Linked DNA regions of Mus musculus: all the other regions are linked to region 3. The links are chromatin loops, found by intact Hi-C in ENCODE. Cell type or tissue: heart. All regions are shown on one strand.

The links. Hi-C counts contacts between places; a loop is a spot of excess contacts. Peaks named below come from ENCODE experiments on the same cell type or tissue, not always from the same donor. Only the 100,000 strongest peaks of a DNase experiment are listed, where the experiment ranks them.
Region 1: a loop joins it to region 3, with 2.5 times the contacts of the local background. A loop is called at or near these places in 18 of 42 quality-filtered maps.
Region 2: it touches region 3 in a loop (2.7-fold over the local background); 18 of 42 quality-filtered maps call a loop at or near these places.

The regions. Positions count from the first base shown.
Region 1 is chr15:77,838,610-77,843,609 of GRCm38, reverse strand. Myh9 (myosin, heavy polypeptide 9, non-muscle) reads left to right here and starts at 1,435. Exons shown (of 41, transcript NM_022410.3): 1 at 1,435-1,653. It also overlaps the pseudogene Gm22107. In heart, a CTCF peak has its summit at 2,216 (motif pointing right); DNase peaks (open chromatin) are centred at 1,219, 2,169, 3,009 and 4,949; H3K4me3 peaks cover 4,503 bases; H3K27ac peaks cover 4,733 bases.
Region 2 is chr15:77,853,820-77,858,819 of GRCm38, reverse strand. No RefSeq gene overlaps it. Among named protein-coding and RNA genes, the nearest start is that of Myh9, 14 kb to the right of the region's middle. In heart, no CTCF peak of the experiment used is centred here; DNase peaks (open chromatin) are centred at 919 and 2,029; H3K4me3 peaks cover 1,069 bases; H3K27ac peaks cover 1,562 bases.
Region 3 is chr15:77,907,682-77,912,681 of GRCm38, reverse strand. No RefSeq gene overlaps it. Among named protein-coding and RNA genes, the nearest start is that of Txn2, 19 kb to the left of the region's middle. In heart, a CTCF peak has its summit at 2,763 (motif pointing right); DNase peaks (open chromatin) are centred at 491 and 1,421; H3K27ac peaks cover 3,238 bases.

The DNA.
Region 1 (5,000 bases), 69 kb after region 3:
TTTTTTTTTTTTTTTTTTTCCGAGACAGGGTTTCTCTGTGTAGCTCTAGCTGTCCTGGAACTCACTCTGCAGACCGAACTCAGAAATCTGCCTGCCTCTGCCTCCCGAGTGCTGGGGTTAAAGGCATGGGCCACCACTGCCCGTACATCTCCAGTCTCTTGATGATTAGTTTTAAAAGTAATTATTGGCTTTATATATTTCACACCTTTGAACTGCTTGTCTGTGTAGTTCAGGCTAGTCTTGAACTCCCCCTCCTACCTCAGACCTCTTGAGTTCTGGTATACCACCCACAACCCCTGGATGGTTCAGCCTTTTAAAAATTTTTTAAATTTTTCTTATCAACTGGGAAGCAGTCTTTGCTGTAATGTGGGTAGCAATCACTGGTCATCTGGGCTGCAAAATCTCTTTCTTTCTTTAGCTGCTTTTTGGCTTCAGAATGTAAGTTTTCCCTGAAGTTTATATGGAAGGATCATTTTAACTGTGTTAGCAAGAACATTCCAACAGTTAAGAGCAATGACGAGAAATTTGCCTTCATAAAGCCATTTGAAAGCATTGACGTGCTGCAGGATCGACCACATAGATCAATGGACACAACTCGGAAACGGACAATTTGGGCAGAAAATAATGCGTGGACAAATTCCTGATAGATTAATGGCAAAGTACATTTTTTTAAATGAAAAAAAAAATCCTCTCGTGGTTAGTAACCAAAATAAAACAAATGAAATCTACCCTTAAAATAATTTAGTGACAAATATCTGAGATGTGTGTGAGTTAATTATTCAAAGGTTAAGAGTGGCTTAGACTGCATTCCAGGCAGAGGTACTAGCCAGAGCAAAGGTTCAGAGGTTGGAGGACAGCCGCGAGCAGGCTCCAAAATCGAACTCAGGACGCCCACACGGAATGCAGGGTTGAAGCCATGACCGCCCCCACAGCCATCATAATTATGTAAAATACCACTTTTCCCATATATGGTACTTAATATCTGTTCTCCTGGTAGGACAGGACGAAGGGAAAACACGGTTCGCTGGGCGGAGTGTCAGAGCCTCAGACCTCCCCAGTACGCTCCCTCCGGCCCCGGCGCGGCCCAAGCTGCACACCAGAGCCGGGACCAGGAGCCCAGCGCGCCTGAGCCGCTTGCTTCTGATTGGATGAAATCCGCGTCAATCCTGGTCCTGTAACCTGGCTGTCCATTGGACCCGCCCAACAAGGCGTGGCTCCCGCCTAGGAAGCGCGGGTGGAAGGTGGGGTGGGCGGAGGTGGGGACAGATGGGGAGGATGAATCTCAGCACTCCGGCTTCCATCTCTTGTCTGTTTATAGGCCGAAAATCTGTCAGTTTAGGCCAGACTCCTGTTGGATTGGGCAGTGTGGGGAGAGGGCGGGGACTCTTGGAAGCTCCACCCACGAGCCGGCGGCGAGCTGTAGACCCGCCCTCCTCTTGGAAGGGCGGGGCAGGGAGGGCGGCGCGCACCAGAGCTGGGTGCGGTGAGGCGCGCAGATCACCGCGGTTCCTGGGCAGGGCACGGAAGGCTCAAGAACCTGACCTGCTGCAGCTTCCAGTCTCGCGTTCGCCCCACCCCGCCGCGCCGCCCGAGCGCTCGAGAAAGTCCACTCGGAAGAACCAGCGCCTGTTCCCCGGGCAGACCCAGGTTCAGGTGAGCGAGCTTTGCCGGTATGTCCCGCCCCGGAGCTGCCGAGCGCGCGCGCGCGGCGACAAGACTCGAGTCCTTTGGGGCGGACGGCCCTGTGGTTCTCGGCCTCCGCGTGGCGGGTTTCAGCGCGGTCGGGTGCGACCGGACTCCGCATCCTCACCCGAGGGGTGATAGGCAGCGAGGCCTCGGGGTTAGGGAACCGGGGGACGCAGTCCCCGGCCCTACAGGATGCCCTTCCCGGTCGGGGCACTGGGAGCTCGGCCTGCTCCTGTCGCCTCTGCACTCCCGCCTCCCCGACGGCCAGCTCCGGCAAACTTTTTAACCCCTTCCGGGACGCAGCAGTCCCGGAGATCTCGGCCGAGCCGGCCGGATGCGTTCGTGGGCACGGGGCAGCAGCTCCTTTGTAAGTTTGGCAAAGGGAGGTAACGGGCAGGCGAGGACCGCTTGGCAGCTGTCAGGGCGTCCTCCTGAGTCAGGATCGGTCGGTCCCGCCGCAGACATTGCGCCCGGCACGGTTTCCGCCGTCCGCTGCGGACTTCCTCATTTGTCCGTCAGCCCTTGGGCCGGGAGGGGGCGGGGAGAGGTACTCAGAGTGCGTGGGAAAAGGGGTCCCAGCTGCCGAGGGGCTCAGGGCGCAGGAAAAGAACCCCCCCGTCTGACCTCATTCAACCTTGGATTTCTATTGCCCGAGGTCAGAAGGCCTGGGTCTGCCGGCAGCTGCCCCGTCGCCCGGGCAGGCGTGCACCTGATTTCCACCGCACCTTGGGACGCCACGCCCGGGCCAGTCTCTGGGAGCTGGCCCTGACTTTAAGACCAGGCCGGGCAGCCGCATCTTTTATGTTTGATGAGAGGCGGAGTTTTGAAGACATCCCCCACTTCCTTGCACTAGGGTCTTCACCTCATCCTGTTCTGGAGCCACGCCTAAGGCAGGAGCTGCACCCCGCTCCTCCGGGTCCCCATCTCTCCCAGGCAAACTGAGTCAAGTACCCTCTATGACTTGCTTGCGGGCTGTAGTGAAACTGAAGGCTGGGTGGGCTCGGGCGGGTGCCTAAGGCCCCACCCAGCGGTGTTAGGGAAAAGGTCCCTGGGAAGTCCCAGGTCTTGGAGACCCGGAGGCTGCCTCGGCTGGGCTACAGGGAGGTCCATCGAGTTCTCAGTTCTCTGAGCGGTTTTCTGGATTAGCAAGATTTCAAAGTAACTTGCGTGCTTCCTACAGCAGCACCTATACCAAAATTGGAACGATACAGATTAGCATGGCCTCTGCGTAAGGATGACACGCAAATGCATTGAGTTCCGTATTTTTTAGCCAACGCAGACTGGCCCAAGTATCTCTAAGAGTGGCTCACTCTCAAGCACGACTTAGGAGGTTTCTGCCTCCCAAAGGACTCCCTCCTCTGCTGTATGCCAGCCAGTCAATCTCAGGACCTCCATCTAGAACTCTCAAGCCACTAGGCAGATCTGTAACCCGCCCCGGAGCCCCTCCTAAGCCTTGACCAAGTGAAAATAAAGCTTTTTGAAACAGCAAAAATAAATAAATAAATAAATAAATAAATAAATAAAAGGTAACTTGTTCACAGAAACATTGTAGCCATTTCTGACTCCACTGTCTAGAGTCCAAGCTGATAACTTCACCTGGAGGCCTCCCTCCCTTTCTATTAAGGAGGCAATTTGCTTGAAGCCCCGTGTAGACAATCACTCAATATCAGTCAATTTATATACCAGGTTGTTATAGGTGGGGGTAGGGGGGAAGGGCCTATAGATGTGTAATTGAGCAAATATTTAACCGGGCTTCTGCCAGGGACTTTGCCAGGTGGTGTGTGTGGGGGCGGGGTGGGGTGGGTGTGAATTGAGTAAGACCTGGCCCCTGCTCACCGGCACTCTGAGACAAACCAGTGACTAGTGTGAAGGGGAGATATCAGGAACCCCAGAAAGGTACTGTGAGGCATTGGGCTACCCTGGGAGAGCCTGCTGGCCTCCTGAAGAGACTTGTGTTCTGGGGAAATTTGAAGGCATTAAAGAGTGGAGTGGTAGACTAAGATACAAAGACAGCTTGTGCTGTGTCCCAAACTAGCCACAGACAAAGGACTCAAGGAATTCCTAGGCTCAGGGGGCCACTGCTGTCCAGGGCAAGCAGGGAAACCACCATGAGGAAGGAAGACATTTCAGGCTTGGCAAACCGAGGCAAACGCGTGGTGAAGGAAAGTGGGGAGTCATTTAGTGGATAATTGGGGAGTAGTTAAAAGCATCGAGGGATTGCTGAGTGTAGTTTGAGAGGCAGTGTGCTTGCTGTGTGGGTGACACCCCAGAGCTTTGCTCCTACTGCACTCAGCAGGTTTTAGACGGCCGGGGAGGTGGGCAGAGCCAGGTTCCCCTCAAACTAGCATTAGCAACTTGGGTTGGGAAGTATCATCTAGCCCTGGGTGGGGAAGGGAAGCAGAGAGTAAGGGACTCATAATGGGGCCGCTGGTCTGTTTTTTGTTTTTTGTTTTTTTTTTGAGACAGGGTTTCTCTGTATAGCCCTGGCTGTCCTGGAACTTTGTAGACCAGGCTGGGGCTGCTGGTCTGAAGGGCAGGAGAAGAGGGGGGAGAGAGTCAGGGACTCACAGTGGGGCTGCTGGTCTGAAGGGCAGGAGAGGGGAGAGGAAAGAAAGGCCTGGTTTTCTTGTTTTTCTATTTTATTATTTTTTAAGTTTTTTGAACTTTTTAACCAAAGGGTTTGGAGATGAGGCAACTACGCTCTTGTGGAAGGAAGGGTGCATGTTAATCACAGCCTGCCTTTTGCCTGGTTTTGCTCTAGAAAACAAAACAAAACAAAACAAGGATCTCTTAGCCCTTGAAAGGAAGAGAAGCCCACTAGGAAATGCAGCTTTGTCCCTAGTCTGGTAGAAACGGGGTTGGCTGGAGTTTCCCCTCTCACTTCCTCTTCTCACTAATCCTTCAATAAAGTACTTAAGACAGCCCCTACCAGCTTGACATCTTTATTTCAAAAGGAGAGGAGGGGTTTAGCTGTTGTTTTCCTTCTTTTGGAGGGGGGAGAAAGCTAAAGCCAGGAAGAAAAAAACCAAAAACCAAAAAACCCAAAAAAACAAAACAAAACAAAAAACCCCTTGCCTTGACAGCTTCCTCTAAGCATCATGTTCCAGAAATATTTAGAATAACAGAATCTGTGTGTTCTCTTCATTAAACAAACGTCCTAATTTACTGAGCATAAAACAGCATCTCTGCCACAAGGGCAGGAAGTACATTTTCCTTTTGTGTTGCTCTCTCAGCCTTAACCCCTGGTGCTCTGAGCCCCTGCCTGGGTCAGGTCCTGTGGTGACAGCAGAACACTGCCCTGGCTGCCTAGGCAA
Region 2 (5,000 bases), 54 kb after region 3:
GCTCAAAGCCCCTCCCATAGTGATACACTTCCTCCAACAAGAAGGCCACACCTCCTAATAGCGCCACTCCCTGGGCCAAGCATATTCAAACCACCACAGTTATTCTTTCATAATTTTACACACACATGACACTTTTATCATTGTCTGTCGTCTTCTCCTCTCTCCCCCCTCCCCTCCTCTTATCCCTCCTTCCTAAATAAACCCTCCTTCCCAACAAGTCTCTCTTACTACATATCTGTGTACTGCCCATTGTGTTTAATTAGCGTTGCCTGAAGAAGATGAAAGATTTACTTGAGCAAGAGCAATTCATGTATGCCTGTACCACTGACGAACAAGATCTCCGTCTCCCAGTAAACATTAATCACCTATAACTCCTCAGGGTACGGTGAGTCCTTATGAACCTCTACCCCATCCAGGATAGAATGTTGATGGTCTCAGTCTTGTGTGCTGGCAGCCACTGCTGTGCTGTGAGATCGAACTAGGACATCCGGCTTGTCCACATGTCCACTTAAAGAGTGATGCCTTTATTTACCCACAGGCACAAAGGTTTGCAAAGATGGGAGTTCCCCCAGCCTCTTCCATTTGTCCTGCCCACGGCTCCTCACGCACAGATTAAGGAGGACGTTGTTACAGTCTTTTCCAGCTTCCAAACTAAAGCCTCGAGAAAGGTCACACAGTTAACCTGTAGACAGGACAGCAGCTGAGCCAGGTCTACCCAGGAGAGCACATGGCAGGAAAGGGGCGGAGCGGGGCAGCCGGACAAGCCCAAGTCCTGGGCGCGGACTCCAGCTTCCACCCCGCCTCCCTCCTGGCTCCAAGGGCCTCTCTATCTCCAACCATCCCGGTGCCTCTGGCTCCTAGATCTCTCAGACTCCGGTGCGAGTGTGCGGAACGGCACCGGCTCGCTCAGAGCGGAAACCTGGCCAACCTGTTTGGCCTTTGCAACCATTGGTGGCCGTAGGAACGGAGTAATTTACATGCGCATTCTCTATTGGCTAGGGGGCGGAAGTAGGCGGGCCCAGCCAACTATACCTGCCGGCGGGTGGAGCGTGGGCACCTTCTCCACAGACAAGGTGCCAGGGCCAGGAGGGCCAGTGCTCGGAGTCAGGCGGGAACCGCGAGCACTGAACCCTGGCCGCTACTTGTGGATGTGAACCGACTGGAACAAGTCACAGCAATTACTTAGTTACTTCTTGGGGCCGGAGGGTAGGCACAGGAGGCAGATTCTATTTTGAAATATTTTATGCCCAATCGGAACCACGGAGGCCTACCAAACCGTGTGTGTTTGTGTGTACATGTACTTGATCTTCCCCAAAAGGCCTAGAAACTCTTAAAGGTATAGCTATTTTCTTAGGATCCTCTCAGATTTTTTTTTTGTTTGTTTGTTTGTTTGTTTCGTATTGCTTTGCTTCCAGACAAGGTTTCACTATATATTCCTTGATGGTTGGGATGAATGTTATGTAGACCAGCCTGACCTCAACCTCGCAGAGATGCCCCTGCCTTTGGCTCCCACATGTGGGGATTAAAAGTGTGCACCACCACACCTCTTAGGTCATTCCTGTTATTCCTGTGTATGTATGTATGTATGTATGTATGTATGCATATGTGTGTGTATTATGTGGTATATGCACTGTGTATGTGTTGGTGCACACTCACGGAGAGGCCAGAGGAAGACTTCAAGGGTCCTGCTCTCCACCTTATTACCTTGATGCCTGGTCACTCACTGAGTCTGGAAATAGGCTGATAGCCATCAAGCCACGTTACTCCTCCTGCCTCAGCTTCTAGGAGTGCAATAACTGTGATCATGCTTGGCTTTTCACATGGGTACTGGAGATTCGAACCTGACTCCTCATGTTTCAGCAGCAATTGCTCTTCTCCACTGAGCTGTCTTCCCAGACCCTCCTTCTGCTCCGTGTCATTTCTTGAGTGGACGTGTATGGTACACCTGCTGTCTGTCAGCCTCTGTCCTCTGCACTAGAGCTAGGGCAGGGAGCCAAGGCTGGAAGTCCCCTGTGTCCTTGGAGTTTACAGTTTAATGAAGACAAAGTGGATATGCTGGCAGACAGTGACTAAACAGGAAGAGGAGGCAGGCCACAGCTGCAGGGAAGCGTCCATCCCCTGAACGGGGTGATGACCTGTCACCTGGGTTAGGGGGACATTCGAGTGGAGGTGGTATTTTATTTTAGGACTGACTTGAATGATGTAATGGGAGTGGACAGTTGACACAAGAGTGTTCCTGGCTGGGAACAGCAAGGAGAGCAGTCCCTGTGCCTCATCAGAGCCCAGAAAATGGATTTTGACTCACAAAGGACAGAGAAGGGGGAGGCAGAGAGAGCCCAGGAGACAGTAAGTTTGCGGCCTTTTATTTCCCCGAGTGGCCAGCATGGCTCTACTTTGGTCACGGAGCTGAGCTGTAACCAGTAGTGCAGTGTTTGGAAGCTGTGCTCACTGAGGTTTGCTTCTTCGGGAGGCAGTTCCGGACTTCAGGAAAGAGAATTCTTGATCTGGCCCTTGTCGGTGTGACCTTAGAAGCCGCCTGGTCTGTTTAGTCTAAGTCTCCACACAATAGGTAGAGTAATAGCAGCCATTGTACTGGAGCATGGTGAGGACTGTATATAAAATTATGATCCTTTAATAAGACAATTGGATGTATGTCCATGTGTCTGTGCATGTTGCATGCATGTGGGTGCCCACAGAGACTGGAAGAGATTATCAGACCCCTCCCCCCTGGAACTGGAATTACTGGTTGTGAGCTGCCTGACATGGGTGCTGAGAACTGAACTCAGGTCCTCGGGAAGACTAGCAAAAGCTCTTAACCGCTCAACAATCTCTTTAGCCTACATTATTACACTCTTAATTATGAACGTGATGTCAGGCTAAGCTTGTCACATACCTATCTCACTCCCGAGAGGTGGGCTGTCATGCTTAGGGAATAATACAGAAAGTACTCACGTGTTCTGTAGAGGCACCTTATTTTGCAGTTATTTTTAGCCCTCAGTTGGATACCTGATGTGGAACCTGTAGGTGTGAGAGGCCAACTTAACATGGAAATGGTCTCAGAAAATGCCTGGTGTGTTCTACAATCCCTGTAAACGTGCCCCTGAAGCCATAGAAAAGCCACAGGAGGAGAGGCTGTAGGCAGAGTTGGCCTCTCCAGCCCTGGGAAGCACCTCCAATTAAATCAAGGGTATTTACAGGAGGGCTGTCTCTGGCCCTTGGGCTCACTCCAAACAGCTTGATACTTTGGCCCTTGTTCACTGGGAGCCGCTCAGTCTGAGCCACCTCCTTCACCGCCGGGTGCCTCCCTCTCTTGCCCAACCGCCCTGTATGGTTTTGTCTCATTTCCGTGGTTGAATGACTTCGAAGTTGAGGGGCTTCTCTTGGGCAACAGTGGTGTCATTGTCTCTGTCCCTCTTCCTCTCAGCCCCTCCTTCACCAGCCTCTGACCTCCAGAATCCCGCAAGTCACTCTCTGAGTTAGTCAAAATAACTGTCAAGATAACATAGGCCCCTCCGGTGTGGAAGTTGTGTTCCCACAAGTCTTCCTGGATAAGCAAACAAAGCATGTAGCTTGGTGAAGTGTAGGACAGGACTGTCACTTTTTTTTCCCCATCTTTCTTTCTTGCTACCTTCCTTGCCATAGAGGTCTCACATAACCCAGGCTAGCCTCAAATTTGTAATGTAGCCATGCTGGCCTTCAACTCTTGATCCGTATGTCCCCACCTCTCAAATACTCGTATCAGAGGTGCTTGGCACTACACCTGCTCACACTCTTATCTGTTTATAAATGAAGACTGCTAAGGCCCAGAAGAGTCAAGAAGTTAGCCTACGATCACACAATAAGGACGTGGCTTTTCTTTTCTTTTTGACCTAACACATGTAACATCCTCACCATGGTGTGCTGGATCTCTTTCTTGCTTGCTTTTGCTTTCTTTCTTTCTTTCTTTCTTTCTTTCTTTCTTTCTTTCTTTCTTTCTTTCTTTCTTTCTTCCTGGACCTCTTTCTTTCTTTCTCTCTCTTTCTTCCTTTCTATCTTTCTTTTTTAAAGTTAGTTAGTTTGTTTGTTTGTTTTGAGACAAGGTCTCAGTATGTAGCCCTAGCTGGTCTGGAACTTGCTTTACAGATTTGGCTGCCATTAAATTCACAGAGATCTGCCTGCCACCCCAGAGCACCATCATGCCAAGCTGTATGCCCTAGGCTTCTTAGCTTTGTCATTTTAACATCATGCAGCTGGTCGGCGGTAAAGCTAAAATTCCAACCCAGGTGTTAGGCTGCCAGGTCCAGGCTGCTCTGGACTGGGGTTAAGTTATGTTCCTTGCCCATTGCTCAGATCCTGTGCACTCTCCCATCCAGCCCCGCTTGTCTGTGAGGCAGCATGGGATGCAGGCTTCTGTACATTGGAAGGGGCTTCATACCATCTGGGCCATCTTCTCAACACACATGACCATACACACAGCCTTTTTGACTTATGTAGAAAAGCAGCCTCCAGGGAAAGAACCTGAGAGCCACTGGCACCCAGTCAATGATGCACCATGGTAGAGTCAACCATACTAGGCTATGGTGGATCAGGGTGCTGTGCCTAATTAGCCACAGGCTGTGGGGTGGAAGAAGTAGGCTGGGCAGAGTTTTCACTTTCAAACATCCTTTGTGTGGAACCAAGGGAGGCACCTTCGCTTTGAGTTTTCATTCTCTTTTTTTTTTTTTTTTTGCTTTTTTTTTTTTTTAAATCTTTTTTTTAAAGATTTATTTATTTATTATATGTAAGTACACTGTAGCTGTCTTCAGACACTCCAGAAGAGGGTGTCAGATCTTGTTACAGATGGTTGTGAGCCACCATGTGGTTGCTGGGATTTGAACTTCAGACCTTCGGAAGAGCAGTCGGGTGCTCTTACCCACTGAGCCATCTCACCAGCCCGAGTTTTCATTCTCTTAAGTCACAGCATTACTGAGATAGAATTCCCACGCCCCAATGTTTCCCGCTTAGACTGTAGAATGTCAAGG
Region 3 (5,000 bases):
TACTGCATGTCTGTAAATGGGAACCTGACCTCGCACACGTTCAGCAGCGCGTACTCTACCCTTGAGTCCCAGTTAACTAAGTACCTTCTAGTGTTCAGTACTGAAAGGAGACTGGCTGTGCTAACTAGAAGCTTGCATTCCTAAGACCCCAGAGGAGGCTGTTTGTCACCCCTGTGCTGGTGTTGGAGCACACGGGCAGCTTTCGGATACCATCCAACCTCCCTTCTGAGTGCACAGGGAAGGATAGACTAGGACTGAATCCCAGCGCTCTGACTCTGTATCCCAGTGGCTGTCAGAGAGGTGAGTGTAGAGGTCACTGCGTTTCCATGGGAATGGCCTCCAGGCCCAGACCTGGAAGGTTCAAAGGATGTTGACAATGTCTCTCCATAGTCGCTCTTACCAGAAGCCTCTGCCTGGCCAGGGGATCAGGGACCTACTCACCCCCTGCCGTGGCTACCAGGGGACAGCTTTCCCAGAAAGTGAAGGCTGTTTTGGCCAGGCTGCGGAAATTCCTGTCCTGTGGGCCCTGGACAGGCAGGGTCCAGAGAACAATGTCAGGGCCATGTCCTCATTGGACAGGATGCTAGGCAGCAAGCAAGGCTTCCAGGCATTCTACTGTGGTTCCTCACCAATGCCTAGAGCACCAGAGCACCGGCTATTAGCCAAATAGGAATATCACCTCCAACAGGTCACTCCTCCGCAGTGCAGGAAGAACCAGGTCCTGATCAAATCCTTCCCTTGTACCTACTACGTGCACACAGCCTTAGGTCAGCCCACTGACTGTGAGATGATGAGTCTTGCATCAGAAAAATGGAGGTGCTGACAATGGCCTGCACCCTCTGAGTGATGTGGCCAGTGCCATCTTACCCAGTCCTCACAATATCCTCCTACACCATGATGTGCATGGATGGTATTGCCATTTTACAGATACTCACCAGACAGATTGCTTTCCCTGTGGAGCAAGGCTCTCACCATGCTGTGACCCAAATCCACCCCTGTAAATTGGGGTTCATAACAGTGCTGATTAAGGATCTGGGTAGGATTAGGGGACATGGCAGATTTAAATACTCGGTCACTCAGCAAGAGCTTAAGAAGTGTTAGGTATTAAGAAAAATAGAATAAAATAGAGAAAAAAAAGATAGATGATAGATTGATAGAAAGGTAGGTAGATGGTAGGTGGAGAGAAAGAGAAGAAGGAGAAGGAGGAGGAGGAGGAGAAGGAGGAGAAGTTAGGTAAACCTTCCTCTCCCTGGCTCTCCCTGGCTCTCCCTGCTCCATGCCTAGCCCAGGCTACTGGTCTTCCATTGGACTTTGCGTCCTCCCTGATCTCTGACACAGCCTCCTCTGCCCTGAACTCCAGCAGCCCCGGAGAGCCAGAGGTGACCTCACCCCTGGAGAATGCTTAGTGGAATTCACCCTGAGTCCTTAATTTGCCACACCTCCCCCCAGCTCTGATTGCCTTCTGTTGACACCCAGCAGGAGTGTCTGGGAGGTGGGTCAGGGCCCTACCTGCAGCCAGTCTACTGGGTAAACACAGCTAAGTGGTTGTCTCCTCTGGCCCACTGCCTTCCTCCACCTCCTATGGGTCTCTTGATGCCCACAGGGCCAAGCTTCACTTCTGTATCTTAACATACCCATCTGAGCTCACAGCTTCTGTTCCTGTTTCATACATGCAGAGACCCTGACCCAGGGAAGTGGTGTGGTGTGTGAGTGACTCCCTGGGCTTCCTGCTGCAAATTAGAAAACGCTAGCACTAGAAAAATGGCACAATGATAGTGCACCTCTTTAATCCCAGGACTTGGGAGGCAGAGAGAGGCAGGAGAATCTCTGAGTTTGAAGCCAGCTAGCCTACAAAGTTCCAGGAGAGCCAGGGCTCCATAGAGAAACCCTGTCTTGAAAAATCAAAAAAGGGTCAGGCAGTAGTGGTGCACGCCTTTAATTCCAGCACTTGGGAGGCAGAGGTAGGTGGATTTCTGAGTTTGAGGCCAGCCTGGTTACAGAGTGAGTTCCAAGACAGCCAGGGCTACACAGAGAAACCCTGTCTCAAAAAAAAAAAAAAAAAAAAAAAAAGAAAAGAAAAGAAAAGAAAGAAAAAGAAAAGAAAAATCAAAAAAGAAAAAAAGAAAGAAGGAAAGGAAAAGGAAGAAAGGAGGAAGAGAGAGGGAGGGAGGAAGAAACCATGCTCCCAGGAGAAATGGGAACCAACTGGGGTCCTACCCAAGAAGGCAGGCTGGATGGTACCTCAAAGTCCCATTCCCCTGCTCCCAACTTACCCCCTCCCTCACTACCAGTGGTCCATCTCTGAAAGGAGCTGGACCCCTCCTCCTGATTGGCAATTGACCTGAGCAGGTTGTTGCTGCGTTAGAATGGTAGCACATGTGCGGTTAGCTATACAGTAAACCCCTGGGAAAGGCTCTGTCCTCCTGGGTATGAGGCATACGTCATCCTGTGTCACTATGGCTAAACCCCACACACAGGGCACGAGGCAGGCTGGAGGGACAGAGTGTTTGCTTCAGGAGCAGCCTCAGTTGCTTCTGAGGTCTGTGTCCTTGGCCAGTATATGACTGCTTTCTTGCTATGACTTCATGTGGATATTTCCCCCCTGTGCATAGGTACACCTCTATTGCTTTTTTTTTTTTTTTTTTTTTTAAAAGCATTTCTTTTTCATTTTTGTGTTTTGTTTTGGGTTTTTTGTTTTGTATTTTTAAAAATTAGATTTATTTATTCTATGTATGTGAATACACTGTAGCTGTCTTCAAACATACCAGAAGAGGGCGTCAGATCCCTTTACAGATGGTTGTGAGCCACCATGTGGTTGCTGGGAATTGAACTCAGGACCTCTGGAGGAGCAGTCAGTGCTCTTAACCACTGAGCCATCTCTCCAGCCCCTTGTATTTGTTCTTAAACAGGATCTGACTATGCGGCTGTCCTGGAACTTGCTTTGTGGCAGGTCTTTAACTCACAGAGATCTTCCTGCCTCGATTTCCCAAGTATTAGAATTAATGGCATGCATAAGCTTGCTTGCTCTCTCTCTCTCTCTCTCTCTCTCTCTTCTTTCTTTCTTTTTTTCTAGATTTGTCTAGATTTGTTTGTTTATTTACTTACTCTGTGGGGGGGGGGGGATGCAGCAGAGGACATTAGTTAAGCCCTGTTGGCATCAGGACCTCCCAAATTTATGACATCACATAGGTGACAATGGGACCTGGGACCTGCAGATTGGTTGCTAAGGCAACAGGCACCATATTCCCAGCATCTGCTTGGCTCACCTCCCACCTTTACCGGTGTTACATAAATTTCTAAATTTCTATATAAAGAGAACAAGCCCGGCAGTGGTGGTGCACGCCTTTAATCCCAGCACTTGGGAGGCACAGACAGGCAGATTTCTGAGTTCGAGGCCAGCCTGGTCTACAGAGTGAGTTCCAGGACAGCCAGGGCTTCACAGAGAAACCCTGTCTTGAAAAAAAAAAGAGAGAGAGAGAGAAAACACCCCTTCCTCACTCCCCCCCCCCCCCGTCTTCTCTTTCTGCTGCCACCTTCTCTCTCTTCCCCAATAAAACCTCTTCCACATGGAACTGCCTTGGCCTAGTGTGCTGTTGAGACACCATCCGCCATTCTAACACATCATCCCCTCTATCATCTAATACTTTCTCCATGGAGGTGTGTCTCTTTGAATCTGTGGCTTCCAATCTCTGGGCTATCCTGGAAGTCAGCAACCCCTAGTGACTGATCTCCCTGACTCTGACCCACCTGAGGCTGGGGTTACAGGCCTGTGTTGGACACCCAGCTTAGTGCATGGATGCTGGGATCAGGACTCTGGTCCTCATGATGGCGAGCCGCTCCTACCTACTAAGAGAACACCAGTATCCTCTTCTGGCTTTTTGAGACCAGTCTCATGAGCCTGAGCTAGCCTCAAACTTGTGGTAATCCTCCTGCCTCTACCTCAGGAGTGCTGAGATTACAGGTACTGAGGAGCCACTCCACACCGTCCTTGTTTTATTTGCTGACACAGTCACATTGTGTAGCCCAGGCCTGGCCTGCAATCATCATGATCCCACTGCCTCTGAGTGCTAGGGTTATAAGTGAGTGCCACACGCCTGCCAGGCCAGATTTCTTCTTCCAAGGACCTGGGCCAGAAACAGATCAAGGCCATCTTAATAGCCTCATTTTAGTATAATTGCTTCTACAAAGGACCTGTCTATAGTCCAGTCAGTTCTAAAGTACTGCAGGACAGGGCTTCAACTAATGAACTTGAAGGGAACACAGTCCCACTTCTGGCTCGAGTTACATGGTTTAACAATAAAGGCTCCCAACCCAGGAGCCCAGCCTTTTCTAACACCCTTCATGTGGCAAATTGCTCACGTAAGTCAGGAGGTTGGTCCTGTGACCAGTTAACCTTTATGCCGAAAACAAAAAACCTGCAGATAACCAGGCTTTGCACTCGTGTAGCCCCAGAGAACATAGCTAGGAAGGGCCAGAGGAGGGTTTCGATCCAACCTTCTGACACTGACCTGACACTATGGCTCTCCTGAGCCCTAATGTCACTAACCAGCGACAACTCAATGGCCTCACCTCAGCCCAGAGCAGTGGTTCTTCAGGCCTGCAGCCACCCCACCCCTCAGTGTGTCTGTCCTTCTCCGAGGGAAGTCAATTAATTGGTCAGCCCAGGTCACACTTCTGACCTTGGCTCTCTTGTGGGATATTCAGGTATTTTTCAGTTAATTGCTTTTCCACTATAAACAAGGTCAAAACAAACATGCCCCGACATAGCTTTTAGATTTTTATAGACCAGGATTTCCAGGGTAAAGGGAGCCTGTTATTGCCCTCAGAGTGTGGAAGGAGTGCCTCTAAGCTGAAACCAGAGGAGCTGGCTTCAGCCTGCACCTCTCACCTGCCAGTTTACTTTGGGGGAGGGGAGGGCAAGCAAAAAGAATGTCCTCCAGTGTGGCTCAGCTTGTCACATAGCCTTTTTTTTTTCCCCAGTCCCCTCTACCTATGCCTTA